Regions from separate parts of the Homo sapiens genome. Here all the other regions are linked to region 2. A link is an interaction called in ENCODE POLR2A ChIA-PET data of the cell type or tissue named here. Cell type or tissue: K562. All regions are shown on one strand. Region 1 has its middle 6.1 kb from the start of LINC03099. Region 2 overlaps BCOR (BCL6 corepressor). Region 3 has its middle 140 kb from the start of LINC03099.

Region 1 (2,500 bases), 170 kb after region 2:
AGGATCCTCTCAATTTCATTGGCATTTTTCTGGTCACCCGTCAGTTGAGCATCTCTCATGTTTATTGCGCATTTGCATTTCTTTTTCTATGACTTACCTGTTTATAGTCTCCCCTTCCCCATGTTTCTATTGAACTGTTTGCCTGTTTCTTGTTTATATATAATGGATATTCACTTTTTGTAGGATGTGTAGCAAATGTAGTCTCCTGAAGTATCTTTTGTTTATTCCTTTTGTTTATGGCAAATCTTGGGCAAGCAGCACAAATAAGTGAAGCAGGTGTGGAGGGCAACTGTCTAGGATTGGCAGCCCCTCCTGGGCTCCAGCCAACCACTGCTGGGTGGGAAGGTGGAAACCTGTGTGCCAAATCTTCTGATTTTTCAGGAGATGCCGTATATACGGGTTTTTACAGGAAAATTTCCAATTTTTTTTTTTTGAGATGGAGTCTCGCTCTGACAACCAGGCTGGATTGCAGTGGTGTGATCTCGGCTCACTGCAACCTCTGCCTCCCGGTTCAAGCAATTCCCCTGCCTCAGTCTCCGGAGTAGCTGGGATTACCGGCACCCGCCATAACGCCTGGCTAATTTTGTATTTTTAGTAGAGATGGGTTTTCACCATGTTGGCCAGGCTGGTCTCAAACTCCTGACCTCAGGCGATCTGCCTGTCTTGGCCTCCCAGAGTGCTGGGGTTACAGGCGTAAGCCGCCATGCCCAGCCAAAAATTCCAATTTAAAAACCCTGGCAACTCGTTCAAAAATTTGTAAGCACTATAAAAGACACCACCTGTTTGGGCTGGGTTGCATTTGCAGGACAGCAGTTTGCAACCTCTGGTTGATGATGTATTTTTGTTGCACAGGAGTTTTTTGTTTGTTTTGTTTTTTTAAAGAGTGTTCTTGCTATATTGTCCAGGCTGGTCTCGAACTCCTGGCCTCAAGTGATCCTCCCACCTCAGCCTCCCAATGTCTTGTGATTACAGGCATGAGTCACCACACTTGGTTGCAAAGTTTTGTGTTGTCACATCTGTCCATCTTTTCCTTTATGACTTTGGAGCCCTGTGTTATTCTTTTTCTCTTTCTACCATTCTTTTTTTTTTTTTTTTTTTTTGAGATAGAGTCTTGCTCTTTTGCCCAGACTGTAGTGCAATGGCACAATCTTGGCTCACTGCAACCTCTGCCTCCCGGGTTCAAGCAATTCTCCTGCCTCAGCCTCCTGAGTAGCTGGGACTAGGAGTGCATGCCACCACGCCCGGCTAATTTTTTGTATTTTTAGTAGAGACGGGTTTCACCATGTTGGTCAGACTGGTTTTGAACTCTTGACTTCAAGTAATCGGCCGGCCTTGGTCTCCCAAAGTGCTAGGATTACAGGCGTGAGCCACTACGCCTGGCCCTTTCTACCATTTTAGCATTAAAAAAAAAAACAAAACTCTTTAAATCCTTCTATTTTAAGGATACATACAGAAGCTTTCATGCTTTTTATTCATGTGTCCTTAATGAGAAATAAAAGAAAGTGCATACATTACTGGGCTTGGAGGGTAGGGCAAGTCCTGACCTTGGGGACTTGGGTGGCTAGGCCTTGGTATGGCTGAAACACCAGTATTAGAACTCTCATCAGCTCCCCATTTTCTTTTCCTTTTTTTTTTTTTCTTTTTTGAGACAGGATCTCCCTCTGTCACCCAGGCTGATCATAGCTCACTGCAACCTGGCACTCCTGGGTTCAAATGATCCTCCCACCTCAGCCTCCTGAGTAGCTGGGACTATAGTAGCTGGGACTATAGGCATGCATCACCATACCCAGTTAATTTTTTTTTTAAGTTTTTTTTTTTTGTAGAGATGGAGGATCTTTCTTTGTTGCCTAGGCTGGTCTCAAACTCCTGGCCTCTAGTGATCCTCCCATCTCAGCCTCCCGAAATAATGGGATTACAGGCATGAGCCACCTTGCCCGGCCTCCATTTTATTTATTTATTTTCTTTCTTTTTTTTTTGAGACAGGGTCTCACACTGTTGTCCAGGCTGGAGTACAGTGGCACGATCTCGGCTCACTGCAATTTCTGCCTCCCAGACTCAAGTGATTCTCCCGCCGAAGCCTCTGAAGTAGCTGGGGCTACAGGCACATGCCACCATGCCTGGCTAGTGTTTTTGTATTTTTTTTTCTTTCTTTCTTTCTTTTTTTTTTTTTTTGAGATGGAGTCTCGCTCTGTCACCCAGGCTGGAGTGCAATGGTGCAATCTCAGCTCACTGCAACTTTTGCCTCTTGGGTTCAAGCAATTCTCCTGCTTCAGCCTCCCGAGTAGCTGGGATTACAGGCGCCCACCACCACACCCGGCTAATTTTTTGTATTTTTAGTAGAGACGGAGTTTCACCATTCACCAGGCTAGTCTTGAACTCCTGACCTCAAGTGATCCGCCTGCCTTGGCCTCCCAAAGTGCCGGGATTTCAGGTGTGAGCCACTGCACCCGGCCTGTATTTTTTTTTTTTAAGTAGAGACACGGTTTCACCATATTGCCCA
Region 2 (2,500 bases):
CCACCCTTGAGGCGCCGATCAGTTAAAAGTCTGCACATTACACTTGTCAAGTGGCACTGACAATTTGGAAAGCATGGCCACCAAACTAACTCTGCTCACGCCTCCCTGCTGTCCACACAGGCATTGAGGGTGGCCCATCTCGGGGTCTTTTCTTGGGATCTCTCTCACTAGGTTCCCCTTGCCCCCACCGGCAGCTATCCAGCAGTTAACAGCCAGAAGAACTGGAGAGGTTCGCAAGGGCTTCCAGCTCAGGTGGCCAGGCAGGCATTCCCAGCCAGTGTGCTGGGGTCCTCTGGCAGAGGACTCTTCAGGGGAGGGGTCTCGCTACTGCATGGCTGGTTCTCTGTGGAGAACATGGTCACCACAGCCTCCCGGCTCCCACCCTCACTCACCGCGTGTCTCTGGGCAGGTGGCTGAACCTCTCCAACCTTGGTCCCCTCTGTAAATATTTGGCACTGTGTTTTCCAAAGGATTAAGCTGCACTATGGACTTGAGTTTTGCCTGGCAATAGCTGGCGCTGGCCACGTTTAACCCCGCTAAATAGTACCCGACTCCAATAAACACACTGTGTAATAAGCCCCAGAATCACAACACAGTTTCTTTGGGGCACTACCACCTCATCCTGCGGGGGAGGCTGAGGCAGCAACAGAGAGGGGATCAGAGCAGGGAGGGAACTTCAGCAGAACTGTGTAGATTTTACAGAAGCCCAAAGCTCACCACCCGCCAGCCCTTCCTGGGGTTGCTCCAAACAGAGACTGCGTCACAGCAGCAGCGCTGTGCTCCGGGTGTCAAGGAAGGGAGGGGTGAAGAAGTTCCTATTTTAGGATGTGAGGGGTGGGGGTGGGGTGTGTGGGAGTGGGAGATGAGAAGAAAAAGCTCTTCCGGATGTGCAGTGTGGGATGGGTCCTCCGGGTCTGCTGGAGAGTAAGATACCCCAAGGCTGCCCCCCAGGTCCCTGGGAGGCAAAACCGCAGGCTTCCAGGGGTGTGGTCGAGGGAGGTGGCTGGCCCGGTCCCACCCCTCCCGACCCCCTCCCCCGAGAGAGTTGGGGGTGAGGGAAGTGATCCAGCCGGCCCAGGTGCTGCCTCTTGGCACACTCCAAGCCACAGCCTTAGCCGTAGCCAGCACGGGCGTCCCCGCCCACACCTCCAAGTTTTGCATTAGTAAGGGGGAGGGGGAAGGGGAAACTCGCCGGCCCAGACCATTCCAGCACCCAGAACCTTCCCGGCCTCCTCCCGGGGCGTCGGGGTCTGAGCGGAGAGCCACCTGGGCTGGGAGTGAACTTGGCCCCGGCGAAGAAGAAAGGGGGAGGGGCGCCCCCTCCCCGGGCTGAGGCGCTTCAGCCCGGAGCGCGATCGGTCGGCAACAAAGGGATTTTCTCTCCCACCACACACACCCGTGCTGCTCGGGGCTCGCCCGCTCCTCCTCCCCGCTCCTCGGCGGAGGTCCCAGCGCGCGGGGCCGCACCACGGCACACACTCACGCCCTCGCGGCGCGCCCCCGCCAGGCCTTCCAGGAACTCCAGCAGCCTCCCCGGAGGCGGCCCGACCTTCCCAGTTCCCGACCCTAGGTAACCCCTCGGACCCTGCGGCCTGGCACGCTCTCCATGGTGCCCCTTCCCGAGGCCCCGCCGCACCTTCTCTCCCCATCAACGAATCTGACGAAAAGAAACTTTGGGTGGGCGCAGGGAGAATCCGAGACCTCCCGGGAAACGCCGCCGAGCCCACCCGGGGAATGGGCACGGCAGACCCCTCCTCGCCATCGTTCTGGGTTCCCTTCCGATCATACTAGAGCGCTGCTCCTCTGGACGCTTCCCCTTACAAAGATGTGAGCCAAGCGTCGCCTACTGTAACGTGGGAGGGGTGCGAATCTCGGGCGTTGGGGTCCGGGGTGGAATCTGCAGGGGTTGACCCTGAGGGTCGCTGCCGAACCTGGATTGTCCGCTACACTCCCCTCCTCCAGGCAGAGCCCATGGCCCGGGGTCAGGTGCCCCCAACCTCTCTCTCACAGGCCAACGGGGGACACTTGCCCGTCTCCCCGGATAATCTGTCCAGGCCACCCCACCGGCTTTTTGTTCTTTTCACTTTCCTTCATGGTTTTGCCACACGGGGAGTCAGGAAACCACGTGTGTATTCAAGAGAGGGCAAATTTAGAAACAGGTGTCCCTTCACAGGAGGCCACCCGGCAACAGAAACCCAAGTCAAAAGCCAGGAATCCCTCCTTACTATCTTCCCTCCACGCAAAAAGAAACCACTTGCCCCCTTTGATCTAGTCCCTGCAGAACTGGGTCCCCACTTGGGAATCTACACAACCTGGGGGCAAATCCAGAATAAATGTTCCACACCATGCCTCCAAAGGCTGTGTCAATGCACTTTTGTTTCCACCAGGGCTTTGTAGGAGTAAAACACAAACGCCGTCGCCGCCACCCCCCCCCACCACCACCACCACCGAAGGGAACAAGCTATACCGTAAGGCTAATAACAACAGCTATCATTAGTAT
Region 3 (2,500 bases), 320 kb after region 2:
AGGCGTGAGCCACGGCACCCTGCGGACAAAGGGTATTTTAAAAGAGAAATGTTCTCTTTTACCTGGAAGCCCCAAACTTGTGAGTTTCGTTTATAGATCATTGACCAGAACTGAGACACATGTGTCCTCTGCCCAGCTGCATGGGAGTCTAGGAAGAGGAGCATTTTAACTTTCCAGTTTCTATGGTAGAAGACAAAGGAAAAGAGGACTGTGAATGGTTTAGGGGTGGCCATTCCAGTGTGTGCCATAATGTTCTTCTGCAAAATAAAGGAATTAGACTCAATAGTTTCTCAATTCCTTTCCGGATGACATTGTGTGGGAGTGGACTGGTGAGAAGCTGCATGAGCTAATGGAAAAAACACCTGAGGCCGGGCGTGGTGGCTCATGCCTGTAATCCTAGCACTTTGGGAGGCCAAGGCGGGCGGATCACCTGAGGTCAGGAGTTTGAAACCGGCCTGGCCAACATGGCAAAACCCCATCTCTACTAAAAATACAAAATTAGCCGGGCGTGGCGGCAGGCGCCTGTAGTCCCAGCTACTCAGGAGGCTGAGGCAGGAGAATCGCCTGCACCCGTGAGGCAGAGGTTGCAGTGAGCCGAGGTCACACCAATGCACTCCAGCCTGGGCGAGAAGAGTGAAACTCCGTCTCAAAAAACAAACAAACAAACAAAAAACACTTGAAGTCGGTTTTGTTACTGTAAAGCCTGGAGTTTGAATCCTGGCTCTGCCATAACAAGCCCTGTGACCTTAGATAAGTCACTTAACATCCCTGAGCTCCATTTGCTTTATGTATAAAATGAGGATAATAATATTCACCTCTCAACGATGCTGTGAAGATTGGGGTCATATGTCAAGTTCCTAGCACAGAGATGGGCGCACATACTACTCACTCCTCAAAATGACAGCTGAGTCACAATGCTGGCTGATACGTCTCAGCTTTCTATGGGCGACCAGGATGCTGCTCAAGCTTTACCCAGGGCCAAGAGCTCCCTCCTCTCTCCCTCTCCCCCTACTTCCCCTGCTTGCAACCACCAATGGTGACCAGTAATGATCCAGATCATATCCAGACCTCTAAGGTAGCAAACTAATTGGTCCTGGTGGAGATAACTTGGACCACCCAGGCAGGCAGCTCAGCATGGATAGAGGCCACCTCAGTGGATGTTAAACATTAACAAAATCGTAGAGTGGAAATGCTGGCAACGCTTTAATCAGAGCAGGGCTGGCGGGTGTTGAGACCATGCAGATGAAGTGCGGCTCAGAGCTTGAGGGGCTATAGCTTAGGTGGCACCGGAGGTGGTACCCTGAGCCTGCCCTGAGCCAAGAAACGCCTCCATGCAAGGCCAGGGTGTCCTCTCTGGGGAGGAAGCCCCACGTGCTTGAAGGTTTCTTAAAATAGAGCCAAAAGGGTTTCTGCTGCCAGCGCTAAGGAGCTGAGGGCTTTTCCCTCTCCCGCTGAAGGTTGTAATTCTCCTGCCATGATTCGGGTTCCCCTTGCCAGGACTGCTTAGCATTACTGGCTGATCTGAAGGAGGCTTGGGGCCTTTGATGACACTGCCTGATGACTCAGAACTGAACGCAGCTTGGAAGCGCTAACTGAGCAGATTGTTCAGGGCAAGCTGGGGCTGTCTTCTGCCTTCTGAAGATCTATGGTTTGGGCCCTGTTATTGGCTAAATCATGTCCCCCACCACAATTCAGATGTTCAAGTCCTATGCCCTGGGATCTCAGAATGTGACTGTATTTGGAGACAGGACCCTTAAAGATGTGATTAAATTAAAATGAGGTCTTTATACTGGACCCTGATCCACTATGTCTGGTGTCCTTATAAGAATAGGAGGCCAGGCACGGTGGCTCACGCCTGTAATCCCACCACTTTCGGAGGCTGAGGCTGCAGGATTGCTTGAGGCCAGGAGTTCAAGACCAGTCTGGGCAACATAGCAAGATCTTGTCTCTACAAAAAATTTAAAAATTAGCCGGGCATGATCGTGTGCTTCTAGAGTCCCAGCTACTCGGAAGGCTGAGGCAGGGAGTTGGAGACTGCAGTCTTAAAAAACAAAACAAAAACTAAAGCGAAAACAAAAACAAAAGAAAGAGGAGATGAGGACACAGACGTACACAAAGGAAAGACCATGTGAAGACACAATGATAAGAAGGCCACATGCAGGCCAAGGTCAGAGGCCTCAGAAGGAACCAACCCTGTGACACCTCAATCTAGGATTTCCAGCCATAAGAACTGTGAGAAGATAAATTTCTGTTGTTTAAGCTTCCCAGTGTGTGGTACCTCGTTGCAGCAGCCCTCATAGTCTAATACAGGCTTTTACAACTCCGTTCTGTGCTTTGACCCTGAAAAAAGAAGAAGATGAAGGAGAGGATACTAGTTTGAAGTGATTGGCACTGATCTGTCTTCTCACACCTATAAACTGCTATATGCCTGGTATCTATTATGATCAGGATATATTTATAATAGACCACAGGAGCCGATTGTGGCTAATAGTGGTGAAAC

Evidence for each region. Peaks named below come from ENCODE experiments on the same cell type or tissue, not always from the same donor. Only the 100,000 strongest peaks of a DNase experiment are listed, where the experiment ranks them.
Region 1: POLR2A ChIA-PET joins it to region 2 with 5 read pairs; 8 of 35 experiments call an interaction of 5 or more read pairs at or near these places.
Region 3: POLR2A ChIA-PET joins it to region 2 with 5 read pairs; 1 of 35 experiments calls an interaction of 5 or more read pairs at or near these places.

The regions. Positions count from the first base shown.
Region 1 is chrX:40,255,546-40,258,045 of GRCh38, forward strand. No RefSeq gene overlaps it. Among named protein-coding and RNA genes, the nearest start is that of LINC03099, 6.1 kb to the right of the region's middle. In K562, no CTCF peak of the experiment used is centred here; no DNase peak of the experiment used is centred here.
Region 2 is chrX:40,082,279-40,084,778 of GRCh38, forward strand. The region is part of intron 1 of BCOR (BCL6 corepressor); the gene reads right to left. Among named protein-coding and RNA genes, the nearest start is that of BCOR, 14 kb to the right of the region's middle. RefSeq lists a silencer at 1,514-1,583. In K562, no CTCF peak of the experiment used is centred here; a DNase peak (open chromatin) is centred at 963; H3K4me3 peaks cover 1,434 bases.
Region 3 is chrX:40,401,810-40,404,309 of GRCh38, forward strand. No RefSeq gene overlaps it. Among named protein-coding and RNA genes, the nearest start is that of LINC03099, 140 kb to the left of the region's middle. In K562, no CTCF peak of the experiment used is centred here; a DNase peak (open chromatin) is centred at 1,552.